Linked DNA regions of Homo sapiens: all the other regions are linked to region 3. Evidence: chromatin contacts called from ENCODE Hi-C or POLR2A ChIA-PET data. All regions are on one chromosome and are shown on one strand. Each heading gives the region's core, a stretch centred on a gene start or an enhancer-like site at or near the end of the contact. The rest is flanking DNA. Distances are from core to core; before and after follow the strand shown. Region 1 overlaps ARHGAP10 (Rho GTPase activating protein 10). Region 2 overlaps NR3C2 (nuclear receptor subfamily 3 group C member 2). Region 3 overlaps ARHGAP10 (Rho GTPase activating protein 10).

Region 1 (2,700 bases), core at 44-2,543, 100 kb after region 3:
TTTGCCTGGTTTTCTACACACCTACTATGCAAAGGAGAAAGTAAGAGGTTCATGGAAAAGACTATTTCTCCCTCACTCCACGATGATGTCTTAACTAAGACCAAAAAAAACCTCGTTGTTTCAGGGTTTTTTCCCTCCCTTATACTGTATTTGTCTTCATAGAGAAGGCAACATCTTGTTAGCATTTCCTTTTTAAAAACACTAAAAAGAAAAACCTGTCAAAATGGTACCACCACATTAAGTCGTGCATGCTACTTAAAAAGTTTTAGGCTTGGGATGATGAAGGGTGGATGACAACTCAATGTTGGGCTGAAACTTTCTGAAGATAAAGTAAAACAGGAAGTGATGGTTATTTCACAGGCATAGCATCATACATATGAGGTCAATTACTCAAAGGTCTGAAGACTTTTAAAGCACTTCAACATTTCTTGATTACAGCAACTGACAGCAATATGCAATAAACTACAACAATGGCAATTGACACTGATTACATTTTGATCAGTTCCTACAATTCTGAACTCATTTGTTACTGAGCTTGTCAGACAAGCCACAGATACATTCAAGAAATCAAATTAAGCCCCCTGATTAAAGGTGCAATCCTTTATAACTAGGACTAAATAATTCTGTTCTAAAGACTTTGCCAACCAATTACTTCAGTAACTGAATATTCTCTCTCTCATTAAATCAATTATTTAAATCTCGTTTTAACATACAAGTCAGATAACATTTTCAATCAACTTGCTACCAGCAAACCACCTTTTTAAAATCCAAGAGGCTTCTAAAGGAAATCTTTTATTTCCAGCTTTCTACCAAATTATGATTCCGTATTTTGAGAATCATATTCTGTCTATGGAAAAATAAGCCATCATTCTAAATTCATGGAATAAAAAGCAGCTGTCACATCAGAAGCAAATGACTACACAGTGTCTATGTTACTAATTCTCTCTTAAATTTTCACTGTTTTCAAATAGCTCAATCATCCCTAGCAGTCCTTTAGAATCAGTGAATGCACTGGGACTAGGCAGAATTTAATAATTATTTGGGATTCAAATGTGAAAATACATTTGGAGGGTTCATTCAGAATACATGTTCTACCATAAGAAAGATAAAAACAATTTGCTTCCTTTCTGACCAAGGAAGGACACTTTATGGGTTTGTTAAAAATCTAAACTAACAAGCACAGATAAAAAGAGTTGACTTTTTATTTGGGTGAATGTTTCACGCTTACGTAACCACTGGTCATTTTTTTGAAACTGAAAATCTGCAGTCCAACCTAAATGCAAAGTGCAATTTTATGCAGCTGCTAGCACCCTACTCAACACTGACTTAGGTCCAATTTTAAAGTACTTGAAAAAGCACAGTGAATGGATGAATTTTGAAAATATGTTTTATACTTTTCAGCTACGTTAGTTCACTTTTTTCCCCAATCTATGCAACAAAGCTGTCCTACAAAGGAAACAAGGTAATGGTTTTCAAGTAAAACTCTTCTCATTTCTTGTTTTCTGTGGTTTTATGTGTGAAAATAAGGTCATCCAGCCCTTCTTGCAAATCAGATTTAGAATTAACCACTGAGCTCACCAGACCACACAAACTACTACCACATTTTCTCACAATTTCCTCTTCTTCCACTCTGATGTTTTAAACTAAAGTAGGGAAGAAGGAAGAATGTATAACAATTCTACCTCGTATCAGTTCTAATCTACCATGAACTATTGTAATTGATATTTTACATTCTCACTCCATTTACTAAAAAACCATGACTCACCTAAAGACAACTCATCTGATATTTCTCCCTGCCTTTCCAAACTGTGCTAAGTTTCTACTTTACAAAAACAATAACAACTTCTACCAAATCTGTGCGCCCTGTCTTAGAGGCTGCAAAGGGGAAGAAAAAGGCAGGCATCTGCTTATATGGGCATGTTCTTTCAGCAGCTTAAGAAGCTTGGTCCAGGGAAAGGCTTAGAGGCTGCTGGAAATCCAGCGGATAGCTGCCTTAGGCTCCCAGAGGGGAAGACAACTAAGAATACCCTCTCATCACCGGATGGAGGAAGGCAGCTGCCTGCTCCTTTACCTGGCCTCGAGGAGAATAACTGCCTCTCTATTTAGACAGTTTTCTATGGTCAATGTCATTGCTATTTCATGCCAGCTGGGAATTAGGGGAGAAGGAAAGAAGGGGGAGAGAATAAAGAGGATAAGGAGGGAACAAAGGGGCAGGAGAAGGAGGACGGAGAGAAGGATAGTGGAAAGAAACATTTTGCTATTTTAATATGAAATATGAAGGGAAAAAACATACCAGAAAAAAGAGACAAGTGAAAAAACATGCAAGAGATTAAGCATATACCCTTTTAGAAATCATTATAAACTTTTACATGAGTATTTAAATAAGACTTAAAACACTTTAACAAACAATACAAAGTACTTTGTGTAAAAATGGCAATAAAAAATTCTAAAGTAAATAATTAGCTCTCAAGAACTACAGAGAATTGGATAAATGGCAGCTCTCCTCAAAAAATAGTACATGGCTTGGGACTGTTTCTCAAATACTTAAAAATTAAATTATTTCCCATTTCTACAAAGACAATGCATTACAAACAAAATGTTCCTTGAAAAAATTCAAATTTGAAATAAACCTATTACCTGCAGGAATAATAATAAACACTAATTGCTTTAAAAAAGCAAAGTTAAAAACTTGGCAGACCC
Region 2 (2,700 bases), core at 52-2,551, 130 kb before region 3:
AGTGAACTTTGAACCTCATTAGGTTTAAGGTAAAAGAAAATTAGGATGAGTTGACTTACAGTAAAGGAGGGACAAATAAGCCCCCGAGACAAATGTAAAAACACAAAGAATAAGAGGTAATAGAAAGAAAAGAAAACCAAGAATGAAGCAAACCCGACACGAGTAGGTTAAGATGAAAGGTTTAGTTGAGGAGCTTAGTGCAGTAAACTCCCAGGGATTATCAACTAAATTATTATTGGATTCCATAGTTTCTAGAATACATGTAATCCAAGGTCAGAGTCAGGAATCTGTACTGATTTCAGGTGGGAGGAACACCTGTCTTCCCAGGAACTTCAAGATTGACAGGAAGCCTCAGCCCTTGTCTGGGTGGCCACTTGAGTAGAGTGGAAATAAGCAGTGCTGTGTTTAAGACCGTGAACACAAAGACAGTGGTGTAGCTCCACCTCTGGGAAATAGAGAAGCCTTCCAGCTGAAAAAAGAGAGCATTATCAGGCAGGACCTATAAGGCAGCAATACTGGGTCCCTGACCTGTTAGGAACTGGGCCGCACAGCAGGAGGTGAGTGATGGGCAAGTGCCGCCTTCTGTCAGATCAGCAGCCACATTAGATTCTCATAGGAGCACGAACCCTATTGTGAACTGCACATTCAAGGGATCTGGGTTGTGCATTTCTTATGAGAATATAATGCCCGATGATCTGAGGTGGAACAGTTTCATCCCAAAACCATCCTCCCCATCGCTGTCCAAGGAAAAAATGTCCTCCACAAAACCAGTCCCTGGTGCCCAAAAGGTTGGGAACCACTGCTATAAGGCATTCATCCCTGATAAAAATGTGTGCCTAGATAACTGGGGAGTGTGAAGCTGCACTCGTGATTGAAGTAACTCTGTAGAGCTCATACCTGGAAATTCCTTCACATTGCAGTCATGTTTAATTGTGCACTTAAATTGGCATGGAATAGGGAAAGAGGTGCAACTTTCAAAGATGAGACATAGACCATAAACCTAGGGGTGTGGACCTTTTTACCTCCAGGTGGTGTCAGCAGGAAGTCGACGCTTGGGGACCAGTAGCAGCAACACAGCTGAAGGAAGTGTGCATTTAGGGGAAGCCCTGTTCTGTCACAGGAACAAATATTCTTTTTAACGGATGGCTAGTAAGGAAGCCTGTTGTGGAAATCCCAGTTTGAATTTTGATTTGAGTGTGAATGTTGAGATCAACCAGTCATTACTCATTTTTTTATGAGTGTAATAACATTCAGGATATGTGCTTGTCAGTCAGTACATACACCCTTTGGGTGTGGCAGGGTACTTGGCCATGTCTTGTGATAATAAACCTGATATTATGATTACACTAAACTTTGGATATTTCTCTAGTGGACTGTGTACTTGTGCTTGTGTTTCTTGTAAATTATGTTTGTAGATTAAAAGTGTGGCCCTACTACTAAGACTTTGGCGTCTAGGAAACTAAATGTAAGTTTTAAATAAACATATTTAAAACATATTCCAATCTCTTACAATACCCATGACATATTTATGGAATATTTTTATAGAATTCACCCATCTATAAAGCATGGGGGTAGGAAGTGAATGCTCCATCGAAGGGGAGTGGCCAGTCCAGGTCGAGCTGTTTGTTGCCATGCCAAAGGGAGTGGCCAGTTTCAGGCCTAGGCCTATTTGTTGCAGGTATTGCCAGATTCAAAAAAAATTTTTTTTCAAGCAGTGTCAGAAGTGCAAATGTTTGTGTGAAATATGCTAAATTTTGAAAGATGAAAATGAATTTTTTTATTATGCTGAGTTCACTTTTGAGTTTATGACTTCTGTTATTAAGGAAACTAACTTTAGGAGCATAATGAATTAGCATGCTTCTTATTTCAGTTTTCATTTGATTGTTTTTTATATACCCAAGATATTTCATGATCTTTCTAGTTCACTATTCTTGCTTTAACAACTTCCTTAGTATAGACCAGTGAATCTCAACCAGGGGTGATTTTACCCCTGGAAGGGACATTTGGCAAAGTCTGGAAATATTTTTTATTGTCACAATTGGAGGTTGGGGATTGCTACTGGCATCTTTTGGGTAGAGGGCCAGGAATGCTGCTAACACTGTACAATACACAGGACCATTTCTACACAAAGAATTATCCACCCCAAAATGTCAATGAAGTTGAGAAACCATGGTGTAGACCGAATTTTTAATATCTGTCCTTTCCCTCCCTCCCTCTCTTCCTTCCTGTTAACAAATAATCTTTTCTCAGTTTCTCTCTTTCTCCTGCTTTCTGTAATCTCATTCAGAACCTTTAGGTTGATAGTTCTCAATTCTAAAGTGCAGGAAAAATCACATGGGAAGTTTGTTAAAAATGAAGACTCCCAGCCTCCACTTGTAGATACTCTGCCATGTGTACTTTGGGCAGCCCAAGATTCTGCATCTTGAGTAAGCCCTGAGGCGATTATAAGGAAGATCACCCATTGACCAGAGTTTGAGAAGAAATATGATCATCTCTGTTTTCATAGTCTTTGGCTTTATGTGTTTCATCATTGTTTAGATCTTTTATCATTTGAATTTCTCAGTTATATCCCATTACTTTTATTAAGCCCTTAAAATAGCCATAGCTTTTAGTAGTTATTTACACTTTGGGAAGTAAGTAAATTAAAGCATAGTTGAGGATAAAGAGATGAATATATATATATTTATATACATGATTTTA
Region 3 (2,700 bases), core at 139-2,638:
CTCAAAAAACATCTTAGATGGATTTCTTTTTTTTTTTTTTTTTTTTTTTTTTTGAGATGGAGTTTCGTTCTTGCTGCCCAGGCTGGAGTGCAATGGCGCGATCTCGGCTCACCGCAAGCTCCGCCTCCCAGGTTCAAGCAGTTCTCCTGCCTCAGCCTCCCGAGTAGTTGGGATTACAGGCATGCACCACCACGCCCGGCTAATTTTGTATTTTTAGTAGCGACAGGGTTTCTTCATGTTAAGGCTGGTCTCGAACTCCTGACCTCAGGTGATCCGCCTGCCTCAGCCTCCCAAATTGCTGGGATTACAGGCGTGAGCCACTGCACCCAGCCAGATGGATTTCAATTCTCCTAAAAACGAAGCATAAGAGAAATTCCAGGCTCTGATTAAGCTAGCTCCCCAGACTCCAGGGGAATCTTGAAAACTGATTGTACAAAATAATTATTATTGACTCCTGACCCAGCTTACAACTAAGGGTTAAGAGAGAAAATCTCAGAAATGGAGATCTAGAACAACTGAATCCAGACAAGCAGGAGTTAGAGATGGTGGTGATGGCTGGAAGAAGAAATTGTTTATGGTGAGTATTGAGGGGGACCCCTGGAGGACACTGTGCAGAACATTCTGTTAAGAAGAGGTTTCTGTTTAAGTGCTGCACACTAACCAACTGTACCACTGAAACTCCAAGGAAGAGTTTTCTGAGCTCTTTATTTCATAAGTGTGTTCCCGGGGAGGGTGGGGGAGATGGCTGAGCAAGAGATGAACCGTATCTCCACAGGGCAGTTCTTCTTGTCTGAGTCTATTTATAAAGTCTAGAAGACTATGATTGCTCTTTCAGTGAAGCCACTTTTTCCACAGCGCTTCACCACAAAAAACGTTTAGCTAATTGGAGAAACTCAGCGCCAATAGAAGGGCCAATTTTCAGGCAAATGGACCAAAACCCACTGGTAGACCACTGCTATGATTTCCTTTTAATGTATTTTCTTTCTGGGATCCATCCACTTTGGAACAAAGACCACATCATCCCCTGTGCCCAGCGAGCTCAACTCCGTCCAGTTCTTTTCTGTGAAAGAGCCCAAGTGACGCGAGGGGCTGGCCTCCAGCTTTCCCCAGCCCCTCCCTGTGTCTTTCATTCATCATGAGCAATGACTCCCCTCAAAATTAAGAGAATCTCAAATGGAACCCCAGAACGGAGTCCAGAGTAAACCTGAACATTGACCTGGCATGACGGCTGCCCTCAGTGCTCAGCTAGACATAGCAAACTGTCATCAGTTCTGAAGCAGAACAGGATCACCTTCACAGCAAGTCAGATGCCAGCAGCTCCCTGGCTGCAGGAGGCTGGACCCAGGCCCTCAGTCCTCCCTGGGCTGTGTGCCCTGACAGTTGGGCAAGGCATGACATGGCAGAAGCAGCAAAGGAGAGTCTGGGACCGGTTTATTCCCTGACTTACTCCTACCGAGAGAAACCTGTCAATGAGAAGCAACTTTGGGGAACTGGAGACCAGGGGTTTAATGTTACTTTTGAAAGATGCCTGAAATGTTTTTACAACCAGATAGAGCAGATCATTTACACTGCCTCTAATCCTTTTCCCAAGCAGACTGACACAGCACAAATTGTCATTCAACATATTAAATCACATTCTATTAAGAGAGTTCTCTCTTCCTTCCTGCCAAACAGTGGCAATTTGAACCCTCAAGTGAAAATAACATTGGTAGAAGGGAATGTTGACACAGCCTGATCAAAGGAGAAGACACTTCACCCTACTTTCCAAGTGTATAGAGTTCCTTCCTCCTTCACTGTTCAGGAATGAGCTTACCTACTTGAGAGAATCACTGAATTTGAGGGAGAATAAATCATCAGGTACACAAACATTAAATACTCACAACCATTTCTGAAACTTTAGTTAACCAAAAATCAAATTAGCATTTTTTAACTACTATGAAAATAATAAAACTTAAAAAATATTCTATGTTCAACAACTTCTGGAATGAATGCATATATATATACATATATATATACATATATATACACATATATATACATATATACATATATATACACATATATATATGAAAAATGCATATACATTTTTCCTTATACATTTTTCCTATATACTTACATATCTATATTTATACACCTAAAATATATATATATATATATATATATATATATATATATATTAGAGAGAGGGTCTCCCTATGTTGTCCAGCTTGGTCTCGGACTTCTAGGTTCAAGTGATTCTCCTGTCTTGACTTCTCAAAGTGTTCGGATTACAAGTATGAGCCACCACCCCTGGCTGGGAATAAAGATTTTAAATCCCACAAAGCTAACTTAAAATTGAGAATTAAAGTCAGATACACTCATTATTTTTCACCTATCATTTCTTCTGAGTGATCACACAATCTCTTCCCTTAGGTGTTACCCTTTAACAGGCATCTACAAACAGACAAATCACCTCTGGGTAAAAAGGTTGTTCCAGTGAGTGAACAAAAATGGTACCAAAGGATTTATGAACAGACTCTAAGACACTCTGGAAAATGAACTACCGCCGATTAGAAGAGAAAATGACTTCCTTGCAGCATCCTCAGATTTAACTCCCACAAGGTACTTGCCAAACCCCTCCTCTCCTGATTCTTTTCTCCTTTCTCAGAGCTGTCTGCAGCCATCAATTTTGCATTTCGCCATCATATACTGGTTTTATAA

The links. A loop is a pair of places that touch in the nucleus more often than their neighbours do. ChIA-PET counts read pairs that join two places held with the same protein, here RNA polymerase II (POLR2A). Pooled maps may share reads with other maps.
Region 1: a loop to region 3 is called in a map with no recorded cell type, with 8 times the contacts of the local background. The contact joins two enhancer-like sites. A Hi-C loop is called at or near these places in 4 of 168 maps with a recorded cell type or tissue (CD4-positive, alpha-beta memory T cell, GM12878, colonic mucosa and 1 more), 29 of 37 single-sample maps with no recorded cell type and 13 of 50 pooled maps. POLR2A ChIA-PET finds 5 or more read pairs at or near these places in 6 of 52 experiments (CD4-positive, alpha-beta memory T cell, CD8-positive, alpha-beta T cell, T-cell and 3 more).
Region 2: a loop to region 3 is called in a map of CD8-positive, alpha-beta T cell, with 2.5 times the contacts of the local background. The contact joins two enhancer-like sites. A Hi-C loop is called at or near these places in 1 of 168 maps with a recorded cell type or tissue (CD8-positive, alpha-beta T cell) and 7 of 50 pooled maps. POLR2A ChIA-PET finds 5 or more read pairs at or near these places in 1 of 52 experiments (activated naive CD4-positive, alpha-beta T cell).

What each region holds. Positions count from the first base shown.
Region 1 is chr4:147,942,109-147,944,808 of GRCh38, reverse strand. The region is part of intron 14 of ARHGAP10 (Rho GTPase activating protein 10); the gene reads right to left. Among named protein-coding and RNA genes, the nearest start is that of MIR4799, 160 kb to the right of the region's middle. Within about 2 kb of position 1,293, at least 2 of the 41 ENCODE cell types and tissues checked have a DNase peak (open chromatin) inside an H3K27ac peak, as active enhancers do.
Region 2 is chr4:148,169,517-148,172,216 of GRCh38, reverse strand. The region is part of intron 4 of NR3C2 (nuclear receptor subfamily 3 group C member 2); the gene reads left to right. Among named protein-coding and RNA genes, the nearest start is that of NR3C2, 270 kb to the left of the region's middle. Within about 2 kb of position 1,301, at least 3 of the 41 ENCODE cell types and tissues checked have a DNase peak (open chromatin) inside an H3K27ac peak, as active enhancers do.
Region 3 is chr4:148,043,092-148,045,791 of GRCh38, reverse strand. All of the region lies in intron 19 of ARHGAP10 (Rho GTPase activating protein 10), which reads right to left. Among named protein-coding and RNA genes, the nearest start is that of MIR4799, 260 kb to the right of the region's middle. Within about 2 kb of position 1,388, at least 5 of the 41 ENCODE cell types and tissues checked have a DNase peak (open chromatin) inside an H3K27ac peak, as active enhancers do.